Linked DNA regions of Mus musculus: region 2 is linked to region 1. Evidence: chromatin loops called from intact Hi-C (ENCODE). Cell type or tissue: heart. All regions are shown on one strand. Links, peaks and the distances in the headings refer to the core of each region. The heading gives the core; the rest is flanking DNA. Region 1 overlaps Slc25a26 (solute carrier family 25 (mitochondrial carrier, phosphate carrier), member 26). Region 2 has its middle 23 kb from the start of 4930511E03Rik.

The links. A loop is a pair of places that touch in the nucleus more often than their neighbours do. Peaks named below come from ENCODE experiments on the same cell type or tissue, not always from the same donor. Only the 100,000 strongest peaks of a DNase experiment are listed, where the experiment ranks them.
Region 2: a loop joins it to region 1, with 6 times the contacts of the local background. A loop is called at or near these places in 3 of 42 quality-filtered maps.

Annotation. Positions count from the first base shown.
Region 1 is chr6:94,593,921-94,602,259 of GRCm38, reverse strand. Slc25a26 (solute carrier family 25 (mitochondrial carrier, phosphate carrier), member 26) reads right to left here. Exons shown (of 10, transcript NM_026255.5): 8 at 3,816-3,880; 9 at 3,008-3,081. Among named protein-coding and RNA genes, the nearest start is that of Mir7041, 8.3 kb to the left of the region's middle. In heart, for the core only: CTCF peaks have their summits at 1,042 and 4,942 (motif pointing left); DNase peaks (open chromatin) are centred at 909 and 6,019; H3K27ac peaks cover 3,388 bases.
Region 2 is chr6:94,963,107-94,971,445 of GRCm38, reverse strand. No RefSeq gene overlaps it. Among named protein-coding and RNA genes, the nearest start is that of 4930511E03Rik, 23 kb to the right of the region's middle. In heart, for the core only: a CTCF peak has its summit at 4,185 (motif pointing right); no DNase peak of the experiment used is centred there.

The DNA of each region.
Region 1 (8,339 bases), core at 236-8,235:
AAGCGAGCAAGACCTGAGTTCAAATGTCTAGAAACCTCGTGAGGCTGCGCGTGGCAGCTCTGCAGTAACCCCAGTGCTCCTGTAGTGACAGGAAGTCCCGGAGGCTCTTGGGTCAGCTAGCCTGGCCCAGGAAGTGGCAAACAAGGCACCTACCATATAGAAGGCAGGCCTGGAGACACTGAGCTGGGCTTGGAGGTCAGTCTCCCTCAGCTTTGCCACTACCCAGCTCAGCAGAGGCCAGAGACAGATGGGAGCAGTTACAGCGTCACAGATGACCAACAGACTGCAGCCTCCTTAAAGTGGAGGTTTTGTAGGGGGGAGGGGTTCCACCTCTGCTTACAGGCAGACTTGTGAGTAGGGCAGGTTGTGTTCCAGGGACAACAGGTGACAGGATAAGCAGGAGCTCCCAGCAGCAGCGAGTACATAAAGGGCATATTCAAGGGAAAACGTTCAGGGGATCAGCCAGGGGCAATCCAGGACAAGTGGACCTCCCCTCTGCCCTGCAGCTTCTGGGCTAACCCCAGTCTGCCCTCCAGCGTGGCTCCCTACCATCTCCTCTGAGATAGCATCAGGTTCCTTGGTGGGAGGGGCTGCTGGGAGTTATGTAGACTTGATAGGCTTAGTGTGTGTGCAGGGCAGGGGGCACAGACAGTGGTGGCTCTATCTGGCACTGCCACAGAGGAAGTAGGCTGAGCCACCTGCCCAGAAAGGGACCAGTAGTTTTCATTTGTCTCTTGGTCCAATCACTTGCTCACTAGAGGGGCTGGAGTTGCTGTATGCTCAGGGGTGGCCACTGCTGCTGGGAACATGCTGTTCAGTGCTGCCCTGGACAAGGTGACCAGAGTCCAAGACTGGAGACTCAGAAGACGAGCCAAAAATCCAAGCTACCTTTCAGCACCAAGGCTGGGTCAGAACAAACACACACCCTTGGCCTGTTTTGCTGTCTTTCCTCTGGCACTGCTTAGTTATAGTCAAGTGTGTGCCATGACCTGGACAGGGAAGGCCGCTCTTGCATCATCTACCCAGCAGCATGCGGTGGCCACAGCGGGGCACTGCCTCATCCAGTGTGTCCTTTCTTGTCACCACTTTCTCGACACTGGCAAATGGGCTGCAGCCCCACAACAGTATAGTCAGGGGCCCAGCTAAGTCACCACACAATCTGGCAGCTGGCCTTCAGGATGTCAAAAGTCACTGTCACCAGCTGCTGCCTCGTGAGCGCAGCCACTGCTTTCCTAAGAGGCTTCTCAAATAATGCATATGGGGCACACAACCCATGTCCCTCCTCATTCCATCTTTGTTCAGTGTCAAATTCGTACCCAAATTAACAACTAATATGTTCTTATTCCTCACGCGGGGTCAGCCATGAACAGCAGACTCACTCCGGAAGCTAGCACCATGCCTTTCCTATGTCTGACACATCTAGAGTCAGTAAGTCCTGTCTGTTAGATCCAATCTGCACCTCCGACCATCAGAGCAGACATTGAGTGAAAGCACCCAGCCACCACTTTGAAGCATCCAGCTGGAAAACTCAAACAGACATGGAGTTTGCTCTCTGGCAAAAGCATCACCATGTTTCCCGGACCATCAGCTGAAATTTAAAATGCCAAAGTTACACAAAAATAGTGATCAGTGATGTACCCTGGCATGGGGGTGAGCGGGGCGGCTATGCCAGGTAAAGAGGCCAGGAGGGCACAGTGCTGCTGCTCCCAATGCCAGCCATCCCAGCTCCAGGTGGAGGCACGTCCACACAGCATGTCCAGACCGTTCCGTAGAGAAAACCCTTCCGCTTTTCTAACAACTCAGCATAGACACAGCTCCAGCACCACCGTATGGTGAACCAGTGTGCAGGGACGGCTTTTTAGGACTTAAAGCAAGACATTTGGAGGCATGTGGGGCTGGAGAGATGCTTCATTAGCATGCTTGCAGGGCAAGCTTAACCCAAGCTCAGATCCTCAGCACCACAGAAAGCCAGGTGCAGTGGTCCTCACTTGCAACCCAGCGACGGGGAAGGGAACAGGTCGGTCCTCGGGTCCTACTATAGTCAAAATGGTGAGCTCCGGGTTCAGTAAGAGACTGTTTCAAGTGTGACTGAGGAAGACATCCAACTGAAAACTCTATCCTCTATCCTCTATGGCTACACTAGTGGGCACACACACCCATCTGCATACCACATGCAAAAAAATGTGAGGTACTTAGCAACCAAACAGTAATGGCCACCCAAGGCTGAGCACTGTGGAGCAGACAGCGCAGTGATGAGCTGGGTAACGCTTTAGAGAAAAACAGACTGCATATAAGATGATGGTGCATCTGAAACCCACGATCTCTCCATTTCTGTATCTCCAGACACACTAATATCTACTGCTCTTCCAACTGTCCATGATCTTCTGGGTATCACCTGCTGCACTTGCAGCCAGGAGCCCGATTCCACAGGTCTGTAGGTGACACCATCTACATTTGTGTAAGCACATGATGTTTTTTTTTTTTTTTTTTTTTGGTTTTTGAGACATGGTTTCTCTGTGTAGCCCTGGCTGTCCTGGAACTCACTTTGTAGACCAGGCTGGCCTCGAACTCAGAAATCCGCCTGCCTCTGCCTCCCGAGTGCTGGGATTAAAGGCGTGCGCCACCACATGATGTTTTAAGTGACAAAATTACCCACTAACAACGCCCATGGTGCAGAGCGCAGGCCCATCATAAGGCACGGCTGCCAGTGGTTCCTACTCAAGCCCCAAATGCTTTCTTCTAATTCACTGGCAGTCTGCACTGCGTAGGTGGGAGCTTATTTGTACCAATGCTGCAGCCAAAATACGACACACATTTGCATGTCATCCAGTGTCAAGGACAAGACCGAGAACCATGTGGCTAGAATGGTATGTCGCCGAGTGTGCCATCTTACATATGCAACCTAAGAAAAGGCAAAGGCGAAGTGTTCATCCACAGCAAGCATAGGGACCTGAGAAAGAGCCAATGAAGAAGAGGCAAGGCAGCCGAGGGCTCGCTTTGTCCTTACCCGGCTAGTCCCTGTGAGCGCCACACCCCGTGCATGGCAGAGAGCACGTTCCCCACAGCAGTGCTGGAACCCGCCTAGGGAAGATAAGGAAGGGAGAGAGGGCCGTTACCTTCTGGTTCTCTGAGCAGACTCCCCTCACCTTCATCCAAGGCTTGCCCTGGGGTTAGCTTGGAAATCTTGCCTACATTTAGACATACAGACAAATACTTGGGGATGGGGGCGGGGGGGGGGCAGCTTCTCATAGCTCACCTAGAAACTAATGGTAACTATTCAACAGGAAGCCCGATGGGGGTGGCACTTCTACGTTTGCATGGGTCTATCTTTAAAATGACCCCGTCATCAGGGTTGGTCCTCTGTACTCTGAGAGTATACTCGGTCCAGGGATGTTACTGGAATTCCTTAAAGCTCAGCTCAGAGCTTGTTTTGTTGTTTGGTTTTCCTTTTAACAACATGGACAACTGTCTTCAGTGGTCACCGCGACCCATGGCCTGAGTTCTGACTCTGCAGATCAGCTGCCTCAGAACATGAAGCCTGTCAGCCTCTCTCAAGGCTTAGATCTGAAAACAGCAAGAGCAAGCAGGGGCCCTCAGATGTGCCGCTCCCACGGCACAGCTGGGAGAGTGCTGGAGAAATGGAAGCGTGCTACACACAGATCCATCACAGTGACAGCTGCCAACATGCGGTGGCGATGACAGAGCCGCTCTTCCAAAGTCAGGGTTATTAATGGTCCGGCAGGTTCTCCGATGCTTCCACCCCCATACCCTCCGCTAACAGACACGGCATAGAACCTGCATTATCTGATACCCACCTTTGCCAGCATGATCCTTGTCTTAGCCACGTCCAGAGGTGTAGTCACTGCAGCTGCAAAGCCACCTGTGTGTAAGACCCAGCAGTCAGTGACATGTCCAGACTCGACAGTAACCTACACGTCTACACATAACTGCGCCGAGTACACATAACTGTCAGAATAACTTGCCATCGTGTCTACATGACGGCGTTGAGAGCAGGATACACGTGAACAAGTTCATCTCCCTATTTCACATCTTTTGCCGTACTGGAGAAAGAAGGTGAAGGGTACTCAGGCTGAGGAGTGAGGCCCTGCGACTCACCTTGCTCTCCCACCGCCTGGTACACTAATCCAAATGTGTACATGACACATGTCAATGGCCAGATGTGGATTTTCGGGGAGAGAAGCACATGGCTCCCAGGGCTTTGGGGAATCGCACCTTCCTGCAGGCTACCTGTCTTAAAGCACCAGGACGCTTTGGTGCTCCTGTTCTGATGAGACAGATGGGCAGGCTCCGTCCTGTGTGTCACAGGGGCTTCTGTATAACCAGCCAAGCTCTTCATGATACAAGACTATGTTTTCTTTATTTCCGTATAGCCTCTGCATCACCCCTTGCCCTGGCGTGCATTTGGCCTCCGCACTCTCACTAGGTTTTCCTCATCTAATTTCTGTGATGTCAAACTGTCCATAGATTTTTAACAGTGTTCATATCTGTGGACACAGAATCCAAAACTCTTATTGCTAATGTAAACTACAGTTTGTGGTCTGACATGATTTTGTTTGCTTAAGACAAGGCCTTCAGACTATGTACTTGGAGCTAGCCTGAAAATTGCTATGTAGATCAGGCTGGTCTCGAACCCACAGAACTAGCTTTCACCCCCACCCACCTGGGATTAAAGGCATGTGACACCACCATACCAAGCTTGATGTCAATATTTTCTTCATTTGGTACAACAATGCAGTTGAAACCCTGAAAGGCCAGAAGAATGGAGAAATAACACCCCCCCCCCCCACACACACACCCTAAAGGGCTTTCAGGAGGTTCAGCTCCTAGGAGCTGCCGATGAGCAGCTGTTTGGGGGGGGGGGGTTTGCACAGAGGCTCTAGAAATAGCTCCAGGCGCCCCCTGCTGTGGTGTGTGAGCAAAAAGGGCATTTGACCTCTGACAAATATCTTTCTAAATACGGGGCTGAAATGAAGTTGTTACAGTGACCCTGGCTGCGGTGACATCTGTTCTGACAGTTGTGGGAAGGCCAGGCCTGCCCACTCCTTGTTTATGTTCTATTTTCAGTTACCCACAATTGGCCCACATCTTAGGCCTGTCAGTGCCCCCTTTGTCTAGAACCTCTTACTTTTTGTCCTTTTAGACAGTTTGTGAGCCACCGAGATGGCTTGCAAGTTCAGAGCATTTGCCATGAAGCTACGTGGAGGAAGAAGGAAGCTAACCCTCACCTGCCCTGACTCCCCAAGCTTCCATGGCACACACGTGCCTTCACCCCCACCCACCACACACTACACAGACAGATCTTACAACAGTCAAAAACTGAGGTCCGCTCAGAGGTCCAGCTTTGGCCCTGGTCCCTGATGCCTCAAAGGCTCACCTGTAAAGTGCAGGCAACCGTGGGGCAGATTCTCGTCACTAAAGAGTCCCTACAGTGTCTAGAAGAGGAGTAACCCACAGCAGTGCTAATAGGTAGGACCTCCAGTCTCGGCGGGCACTGTGCTCATTAGCTCTTTGATAACTTGATACAAGCTGGAGTCATCTGGAACATTACTTGAGGAGTGGCCTGTAAGCAAGTCTGATTCGTGTGTGAGGGCCCAGCCTACTGTGGGCAGTGCCACCCCTTGCCAGGTGGTCCTAGGTTGTAGGAAAGGGCGGGCTGAGCAAGGCATGTCGGGCAAGCCTATACAGTGTCCCTCCACGGACTCTGCTTCCTTCCCTGCTTTGAGTTCCATTCCTGACTTCAGAAAAAGATACAAGCTGAACTAAACCCCTTCTTCCCACGTTTAGTTTTGGTGTTTATCACAGCAACAGGACGCAAGCTAAGACATGGGTAGAGAGAATGGGTGATTTTTCTTCCCATCTCTAATCTAGTGCACATAGTAGGCACTCAATATGCGTAGTTATATCTCCAGACAAGTCTACAGTTTTTACAAACTAAGCATGTAAGGTGACCCTGTAAGACGCAGGGAAGGGCTGGCACTAGTGCCACCCTCGCTTACTTGCCAGGCTCTCCAGATTGATGCCAGCACCATCGCTGGTGTCTACTGCTGCCACACAGCAGCCGTATGGAGCTGGGAACAAGGCTGCAAATATGCTAGCCCCTAAAATGATCTCGCCACACCCAAGGACTCTGGTACAACAACACACTAAAATAAGTCTGAGCATTAAACTTTATTCTTTTATGTAAAAATATTCACAAGCTGCCCTAAATCAACTCATAAAGCTGACAGAGAACATTTAATAAATTTGGTTAACTCAAGCCGAACCTGCCCTGGCCACAGACAGGTTAACCATCCTTCCCTGTGGACACCTGGATATTCTCCAGAGATGTGGGCTCCGTGAAAGTAGTGTGGAAGAAAGATGAACTCAAAACATTTTTTAGCTTTGATAGGCCCTGATTTTACTACCACACTGAGATCTGTACTTTATGGAAGGCATTAATAAATCAATTTAAAGGCCCTCAAACGCTGGGCTACTTTAACTCACACAGGGCACAGTTTTGTATCTTTAACATTTAGATTAAAAAGTAGTATTATTAGAGGATAAATGTAAGGAACACACTAGCACACCAGATAGGAAACAACCATTAGGCACAGCAAACACAGACTGTTCTCAAGTGAACCTAGCTCCTGGGGTGTTTACTGAATGTTAAGCTGGGCCATATCCACTGATCTGATTTTCACAGAAAAACTACTTTCTGCCTTGGGGAACAAATGCCCTCTGACAGGCAAAGGAACTCCTTTCTTTCTGACAGCCTGGGGCTATCACCTCAGAGCAGAAGCTAGGAATGTACAGGAGGGCAGTGAGGTGGAGGCCCAAGCTCAGCCCCGGCAGCCTGGCTTCTCTCTGCTCCTGGATCCTCGTAGCTGATGCTTTCAGGAGCAAGACCTCCTTCCTGCACCCCTCACACTTAGTCTGCAAGCACGGCTCCACAGTGTGGCTGTGTGACCCAGCCTGTGCCAAGCTCTCACCTCTGTCACACACTGAATCCTGCATTCCGTGCTACCACGCTAGGATGAGAGAGCTGCCTCTCCCTCATTTCTTCTCTCTTAAGAGAATGTAAGAAGTTTCTACTGTAAGAAACTGATCAAAAGATACTGGAATGCCATAATGGGAGGAAGTATACCATATCAATACTCAACATCACTGTTTTAAGAGTCAGGGCCTGGAGTGAGGAGCTGGCAAGGTCTTTCTTTTTCCTTACTTTAACCCTGACCAAAAGCCAGGGGAATGTCTAAGCATGACAAGCCATCAACACCTCCAATCTCAAGAGACAGTTTGGGTATTTGTGCCAAGTCGTTTATGAAACAAGCAGGAGCAAGGAGCAGGCCGAGGATGGCAGAGCACGGTTCTTGGCGATGGCCACGCACGCCAGGGTAAACTTGGAAAACACAAATGCAGAAGAAATCTGATCTGATGGCGGGCGAGTTTGATCCTGAGGAGAAGGGAGTCCATAGGCAGTGTGTGGGTGTCTGGACAGGACTGTGGATAGCAGGCCGTTCTTCATCTCCCCGGCCGTACAAGACAGGGCTGCAATCTGTCCGCTCTTGCAGAACTCCAATTTACTCAATTTGGACTATTTTCAAATTACGTTTATCCTGCAGCAATGTTTTCAAAATACTCATCTTGTTTCTCTAGACTAACATTTATACCAAGTAACCCCCCCCCAATAAACAAAAACATATTTGTTTTTTAATGTATAAAGATCTGTTAACATTTCCCACGCAGGTCCTAAATGCTTCTCTTTGGCAGAATCTCATCTGAAAACAGTGAGGTGGCCGGGGAGAACGTTTACAGCCTTTAATAGGAAAGCACACTGCACAGTGACTTCAGATCCTGACATCTTCCAGTGCCATTCAAGAGAGAGCAGCTTGCCATGTGGGGGAAGGGAGTGCTGCTTTTTCTTGCTGGGAGAGTGAGGAGTCCTTACTGCTGGTCAGCCTTACAGATCACCAAGGGCCAACACACATTATAGCACTGCATCCCTTCAGGGAGGAGTGAGTATTGCTATGCTACGGATCAGAGAACTGGTGCTCAGAGAGCCCAACATCTTCTCCAGGAACTGGGGCCAAACCAGAGACTCAGCCACTTGTCAGACAGAAAGCCCAGCCTAGGTTCCAGACACTATCCCAGCCCAGCCTCACGGCAGCCTTAGTGAACTACCACCTTCTGATGGTAGGTTCTCACTACAGAGGTAGTGTGACAGAAACTGTCCCCTTTGACAAATGTGTCATGCAAAGGGGACTGTATTGAAAGCCATTTCCCAAACACATAGTATCAATGTATCTGCATGTGAATCTCTGCTCTCATGGTGTGGGGTC
Region 2 (8,339 bases), core at 75-8,074, 370 kb before region 1:
TTAGAAGGGTATTTAAGCAAATACGATGAGCTGTTACCACCATCACCAACAAAAGAAGGAATTCCTTCTCCACATGGCTTCTGAGCAGCTTTGACAAGACCCAAGTTAACTGTTCCAGTCTGAGCCAGTATACTTCGAGTCTGCAAGAATACTCACTACTAAGACCATCTGCTGTCAAAACGTCAGGCTCTTCCTGCCCATGAGAATCGGAGATGACTTACCTGTCAAAAGATCTACTTTGCCTCCTAAACTGTTAATCTCCCGGGCTTGACCAAGAAGTGGTCAGATCCTGTGTCTCCCATTAATGCACATCACATAAGTCAATTGTTAGCCCCAAAGATTTTATGCACAGATCCTTCAAAGATCTTAGCAACACATCCTCAGTACAGTGTTTGGAGGATGAAAGCAGGTGTCAGAGTAAAATAAATAAATAAATAAATAAATAAATAATAAATAAATTAATAAATAAATCATAAATCATAAATATAAGAGGAGAAAGATTGAGTAATACCCCACCTCTGCATTAGCATACACACATACATTATATATACATATGTTATATATTACTATACATAATATATATTATACATACACATATAACACACACATATATATTTAACATAATATATAATATATTACATATATTTAATATATATATTAAATGTATCCTATCTTGCACATGTACACACACACACGTGTGCATGTGCACATACACACATACATCACACAGCTTATGTGATGTTGGGCAAGCTATCAAAGACTCAGGGCTCTTTCCTCTCCTTGTGAGTGACATGTGTTTGACATTTATCAGTCTAGTGTGACCACAGCAGAAGTCAGCACCCAGAACACTGGGCAAGCAGTACTGACGGCTAGTGTAATCACCATCATTATCGCAGATGTCATTCCTTCTATGACTGAAGTAATGATCACTGCCACAAGTTTTCTACCCAAAACTATGCCAGGAACTAGACTATCTTTTTTTTTTTTTAATTCAGTTTCAAGGTCAGCATACAAAATGACAGGTTTCACCATGGAATTTCCACACATCGTATTTTTTTCCCTATGTATGTACTTTTTAAAAATTTTTTTTAAATTTTTTATTAGATATTTTCTTTATTTACATTTCAAATGTTATCCCGTTTCCTAGTTTCCCCTCCAAAAATCCCCTATCCCTCCCCCTTCCCCACTCCCCATGCTCCCCAACCCTCCTCCTCCCATTCCTGGTCCTGGCATTCTTCTATACTGGGGCCTAGAGCCTTCACAGGACCAAGGGCTTCTCCTCCCATTGATGACCGACTAGGCCATTCTCTGCTACAGAGAATACAGCTAGAGCCACATGCTCCACCATATGTTTTCTTTGATTGGTGGTATAGTTCTAAGAAGCTCTATGGGTACTGGTTAGTTCATACTGATGTTTCTCCTATGGGGCTTCAGCTTCCTGGGTATTTCTCTGGCTCTTCATTGGGGATCTTGCGCTCCGTCCAATAGATGACTGTGAGCATCCACTTCTATATTTGCCCGGCACTGGCATAGCCTCGCAGGAGACAGCTATATCAGGTTCCTGTCAGCAGGCTCTTGTTGGCATCTGCCTAGCACACACCATATTCTATCAACTTCTCCTTGTTCATCCTCCACTCTTGGGACCCCTCTCTTGCTATTCATTAGTCTATGAAGCCCTATATTTCTTTTTACTTTTATTTTATTTTTTATTTTTTGATCCTTCCATTTGTGTGTGTGTGTGTGTGTGTGTGTGTGTATGTGGTGTGTGTTCATTTGTATACACAGAGGCCATAGGGTGCCCTACCTATCACTCTCTGCTTTCCTTCATGCCCTCCCCCACACAGTGCTGAGTAACGGGCACAGAAGTGCAGCTTCTTATGTTGGTGCTAGGAGTCTGAGCTCAGGTTCCCCTGCTTGCACACACTGCAGGTGCTCTTACCTGCTGAGCTGTCTCCCAAGTCCTGCCCCAGGTTTTAAATGAGTGGACCTCTAAGCCAACAGTGGGGCACTCATTGTCATTAGTAAGAATGCTTCTCCGAGCTAGTGGGAAGTTACAGAAACAAAGCACATAGCTTAACACTCCTTTCTTAGAGTGGTGGGGAAAGCCTGAGCTACTTTCACAGTTTTATCTGCCATTTGAGTGGGGAACAAGATTAAAGTTCTGGCCCGCACACTTAGCACAACCGGTAATCGTGTGAGTGCGAAAAAATAAATAAATAGAACCAGGGGAAGCGGGATGTGTGGCTGCACGTGACAGCCTGTAACCCTACCTGGGATTTCAGTGTCCCCCAGGATTATCAGCGACAGATAGGAAATACAACACACCTCTCACTAGATGTGAAGGTTTACTGTGGCTCCTTTAAATACAGGACACGTGGCAGGCACGATCATTTGTAAGCTTGTCTGCCAGGATATCTAGCAGCCCATCAGTGTTCACTGATCGACAGGTAATCTGAACAGGTGAATTAGCAGACAGGGAATGGCGAGGGTGCTTGGCAGTCAAGGAGGGAACAGATTTGCCTGCCTCCAAGTGGATGTTGGGTCTGCTTCCCATTAATGAACAAGGACTCTTTTGTATTGTTTGTTGAAGTGTTGGACATATGGTGTTGACCTCTGTTGGGGCCTGCAGTAGCTCCCGCCCAGACCTGGCTTCCTGTAGTACTCCTTCAGCACTTTCCAAAGAACCTTCCAGCACTAGTGCTATATAGCTTTAGGATTCCATCAACCACAGCTGTGTACCAACAGGCATTTGAGGAAAATGTCAAAATTGAATGCACTTTATTTGTTTTTGTTTTCTCCCCATAAGACTTGCGGTGTAATCCAGGGGACTAGAAAGTAAATAATAGGTCTCTCTAGCCAAGAAGTCATCTCAGTGTCATTTTTAGAATTTGTATCTACTTACACACATCTGGAAGAAAGAGTCCAGCTCAGAATCCACAGCTTGGTGACTTCTGAACACCACTGAACACCACTCTGTTACAGGTACCAGCTCAGTTCAGTAAAAGCATTGGCAGCATTTCCAGAAGTCTCCAGATTCTCCGTGGCTCCTTCTCAGCCCTGGCCCCTCTAATCGCTGTCTTGCTCTGTATTCCATACAACTTGGATTGGTTTTGCTTTGCCACGTTTGAATCCAGTCAAGCAAATGCAATTGTCTCAGATGTCCAATGGACGTTTATCAAATAAGTACACAGTCACCTTCAAGTAAGTACTAATTTTTAGTACATTCAGAAATATAAGCACTATTTCCAGTGCTAAGTGGTGCGTCCAGGACCTAGTGTGTGTCAGGTAAGCCCTGGGCCACGAACAACCACGCCCAGCCCCAGCCTGTACTTTTTACATGTGATGCCCTTTCCCTTCCTCTATGTAATAAAAATGAAGTACAAAGATATTAATTGGAAAATCAAACTTTCTCTCTCTCTCAACTTCCCTTTCCTTAAATGTAATTTCCATGAGCAATTTGGGTTTTATTTTTTAAAACCTTTCAGGACAATGTCAATGCCATTTTCTAGAATTTTTATTTCTTCATTTCTGCACTCTCCTCCTTCTCCTCTCTGTTACTATGCCACCCTAGGCCATTTTTATGTATGGTCATACTCTTTGTTATGTTCTTTGTATCATTTCCCCACAAACCACTGTGTTAAAAGTATTTCCAGCAGAGGTTGAAAGACGGCAGGGATAGGCATTTTATACTTTGTGATCAAACAATATTTATTGATGAAAGAAGGCCAGAAGGAAAGGCAGCTTTCCCTTTGTAATAAGGTAAGTAAATTCTCCTGCTTCCTTTCTGTTTCTCCAGGGCTCCAGGTCTTCTACAGCAGGACTGAGTGAGAAAATTCTCTCGCCCATGAGAAAATCCTCTGGGCTCACACTCCAGGAACCCAAGCCCCATCAGGACTAATTATACAAGCAAAAAGCCTTTTCCTGAACTATGGTATTTGTTAGTCTGCTGATTCATTATTAGTTAATGTTTTCTTTGCTAACAAGTTTTTTTTAAAGATGAAAACCTCTCTTTCCACATCAAAATATCTAGACATCATCTAAACATTCTTTAGCAAGCTGGTTTAATCTTATTTTTCTTTAGCAGAGGAAATTGCCATCTCGAGAGGCATTTTCTAGTATTGCAGACTCTAACCCTACAACTTTGTTTCTGTCTAAACAGAGATTTTTCCAATAGGTGGCACTAGTGTGTTTAGACAGAATTAATATGTCCCTAGTGGAAGACGCTGTGAAGTTCAAATAGCTACAATTACCCTTTAGCAACACATTTTTTTTTTCACATACTCAGAGGTTGCCTCGGCTTTTCAGCACCTCAAAGTGGGCTGCAAGATTCCCATACTAGCATTTCAGATGCTGGCCTTGTGCCTACTGGATAAGAAAGACCTGGGCTCAACCCCCAGCAACAAGTAAGAAAATGGCTGCATGTGTTTGCATGTATCTGTGACTTTGGTTCTGGGACAGCAAAAGCAGGAGACTCTTGGGAGCACACTGGCCAGGCAGGCTAGCAAGCACTGGGTTCAATGGGAGACCTTGTTTCAAGAGATTAGATGGAAAGCCATTTAGGCAGACACCAGACATCAACCTCTGTCTTCCATAAGCATAAGAACATAGCCACACAGATACACGTGCACACAGAGACAGATACAGAAAGACATATGCATACATACACAGAGAAACACACACAAACAGATGCACACACAGAGACACACACATACAAGCAGATACATACACACACACACACACACACACACACACACACACTCCATTGGTAAAATGAATTTAAATATACTAGCTTAAATGCTTCAAATCACATATCACCCTTGAGTTTTAGATCCAATCTTATTTTGTAGCATTTTAAAAACATCTCTCAGACATATTTAAAAAACACTTTTCCACATCCCCATGTCTTGAAGAAAAGTCAGTGTGTCTAATTCAAAATAACTTTATGAAATGTTTTCAGTATAAAAGTGGCATTAGATAATTAGGCAAACTTGGAAAATTATAAAAGTGGATAAATTCTCACCATGGTAGAGATTTGCAATAGTGTACAGAGCCTAACACTGGCAGAATGTGAATAGTATTTTATTACAAGAGAGAGAAATAGAGAGATAAATGAAATAGGGCTGCCTTACACTGATGGAGTCAAGGGACAAACAACACTTTACAAGTCCACTTACATTGCTGGGAATTTTACATGGAGTAGAGGACTGTACTACACCGCATCCAAGGTACTTTCCTAAACTCAAACCCTCCATCCATCAGCTGTTTTGTTGAGTGTATACCATTGAGAAGATGTTGTGCCAGTGTTTTGTTGAGTGTATACCATTGAGATGTGCCAGGTACTGCGATTTATACCATTGAGCACAAGCAGCAGGAACAAGGCGTGGTACAGTGAATCCAATAATTCATTACTTGTTCACAAACATAATGAGAGGTTATTGTGAGATTTCCATGAGAGAGCAGATGGTGTTCTGGTATAGGGAACAGGGCTGGGAGTTTTAATCATTAAAAGACAACCAACCAGGCAAGTGGAGGAAGAGGAAGTGGAAAGACTTTTGGTAGGAAAGAGGTCCATATTGTTTAGGAGAAGAGCACGGTTATGAGAGTGGTAACGGGTCCAGGACTAGCACCAGTCAGACCAGAAATTGATTGGATCCTGCTGTCGATTATCAACACACTTAGCTGAGGTTTTGTGTTTTAATTCAAACTAAGGTGGGATGCCTGGTATGGTAGTGCACACCTGTAGTCCTGGCACTGGGAGGTAGAAAGAAAGGACTCAGGAGCTCAGTGTCATCTTTGGTTATATAGCATGTCTGAGGTCAATCTGGACTATACAAGACCCTGTTTTTTAAAAAGCAGGATGGATAGGATTCCATCAAGGAACTTTAAGCTAGGAATGCATGATGTTAATATCAGGCTTCTGTACTGAAGCTGAACTGGGTGATTTGAAGGGAGGATGGAGATGGAGATTCTATTGAAGTAGGTCAGGCATGAAAGGATGATCATGACCACTGTCATGGGAGCATGGTGCTTTAAAACAGCATCAGTAGAAACGGATGCAATTAAATGGGGAGAGGACAGTACAAAGAATGGCTTCCTACTCAAGGCTGTTGAACCAAGTTCTTGGTCTTTATATTAAACTTCAGAAAATAAGCTCTACTTGATCAATAGGTATGCATCCATTTCTTAGATTTCAAGTTAGTCTCTGTTCTAGGCACCTCTCCATCTTTGACTTTATTGAAATCTTCCCTGTGCATCTTTTCCCAGCTGACCCTGTTCACATATCCATCATGCCAGGTTGATCTCTTCCCAGTTCTCCTACAGTTGCCCTTCTGTGTCCTTCATGAAACAGGGAGATGGGCATTACCACATGCCCTTGGTACAATGTGCCGTCCTAGCAGAGGCTCTATTGTTAGCCCTTAGCCAGAATTATGTAAATTACACATTTCAGTCCTTAGAATGTCTCCTCCATAGGAAGAAAGCAGTGTAGAAGTAGAAGTCTCCCAGGACCTGAAGACCAACAGAACAATGGCTTGGGAGACATCTCTTTGTGAAAGCAAGAGTTGGTACCCTAGTCACTATAAAGGTTGAGTCAAGACTAGAGCTAACAATTATTTGGATCCAGGCAGGTTATGGTTTTTGATGAAGTTACCAGAATCCTAAAATGGGAAAATTTCCTGTGAAAATTTGAGTTTGTGACTTCTTTTAGAACAGTGGTTTCTCAACCTTCCTAATGCTGTAACCCTTTAATACAGTTCCTTGGGTTGTGGTGACCACCAACCCTAAAATTATTTTATTGCTACTTCATAACTGTAATTTTACTACTGCTGGATTCATAACGAAATATCTAACGTGTAACCCCAAAGGGGTTGTGACCCACAGGTTGAGGACCATTATTTTAGAAAAATAACTAGATTTCCACAGGGCAGCAGTCTGTAACAGCTCAATAAAGACTGCTGTTTATATGGTGCATATAGTCTTCATCTTGTCACTGTTCCCTACAGTCCCCATTACATGCCTGAAGCTGTGGCTCCAGGGCACTGGCCAGATGTCACTGTGATTTCTCTGTTTGCATGAGTCTGCTTTCATGTATAATGAAAAAGAAAAATGAAGTGAGTCAAGAAGCTTGTGGTCAGATTGTTGGGTTTCAAATTCTGGGGTACCCTCCTAACAGATTTGGCAGATAAGACATAGGAAACCCAGTTAAATTAGAACTTAGAGGAACAATGTATAATTTCTTTGCTTTAAATATGTCCTGTTTGCTGTAGTCTGCTAAACCTGGTAACGTTGCTTGGTCCTTTCTGTGCGACTCCAGGCAAATTTCTTAACTTTTCTGTGTCTCTGTTTCCTCCCCTAGAAACTGAAGACAATACGGGGATATTGTGAGGACAGAATGGACATTAGCCACCGTCTCTGTGGATGTTTAAAGAAACTTGGGATGCAGCATATTTCTTGGCACAGGATGGGGCATGTTTTCACATTTGATAAAGCAAGAGACTTGTCTTGAAGTATACAACTCAAAATGATAAAAATTGAATCATTTATATTAGAAGTCACTCCAGACAAACTTCCAAAATCAAAATGATATGCCAATAAACATTTATTTCTCTCTCATATTTGTGAAGGGTCATCTCCCCCATATATAGAAGCTGTGGCTTTTGAAGTCACCACTGCAAGCAGAGGAAGGCAATTAAGGAGCACTAATAGCAACTTCACTGCTGCCATAGAAATGATAATGGCAGCTTGTGAACCAGTTGACCAGAATCAGTCACTCGGGTGATGATCCAAGCCTAGGAGTGTGGGAGACTCGAGATGGGGACAATCTCAGAACACATTATTAGCTCAAAGTCAAAATACCCACTGTTCACTTGAGTACTTTCCTAAGCCAGCAAGACACAGCCAGAAGATCCTCAATATTAGAACCACAGAAGGACCCCTGTTTGTAGGCAGGAAGGTTGTTCTTTGTTGTGTTGATTACAGACTTGGAGACCTAGAAACAGTCTAAAGTCAAGCAGAGAAGAAAAGGCAAGAGTAGGGTGTGCATATTCTGATAAGGGACCGTTGGGCAGAAGGCGTGATGAGGGTGTTTGGTTTTGTTTGTTTTCTTATTTAATCTAAAGCACATACACTAAATCTCATTTTTCATGTCAGAGTCGGAGCTGCATAAACTCTGACATTTCCAGTATTTGAAGAATAATTCTCAAAAGATACGCCCAATGCCTGCACAGGTCTACTCTGTTGGTGAATCCAGGTGTATGTCTGGAATGGAATGCCACTCAGAAATTTGAGTTGAGCCTTTGCACTCTAAAAAATGGGGTGGGGGGGCACATGGAGCAACACAT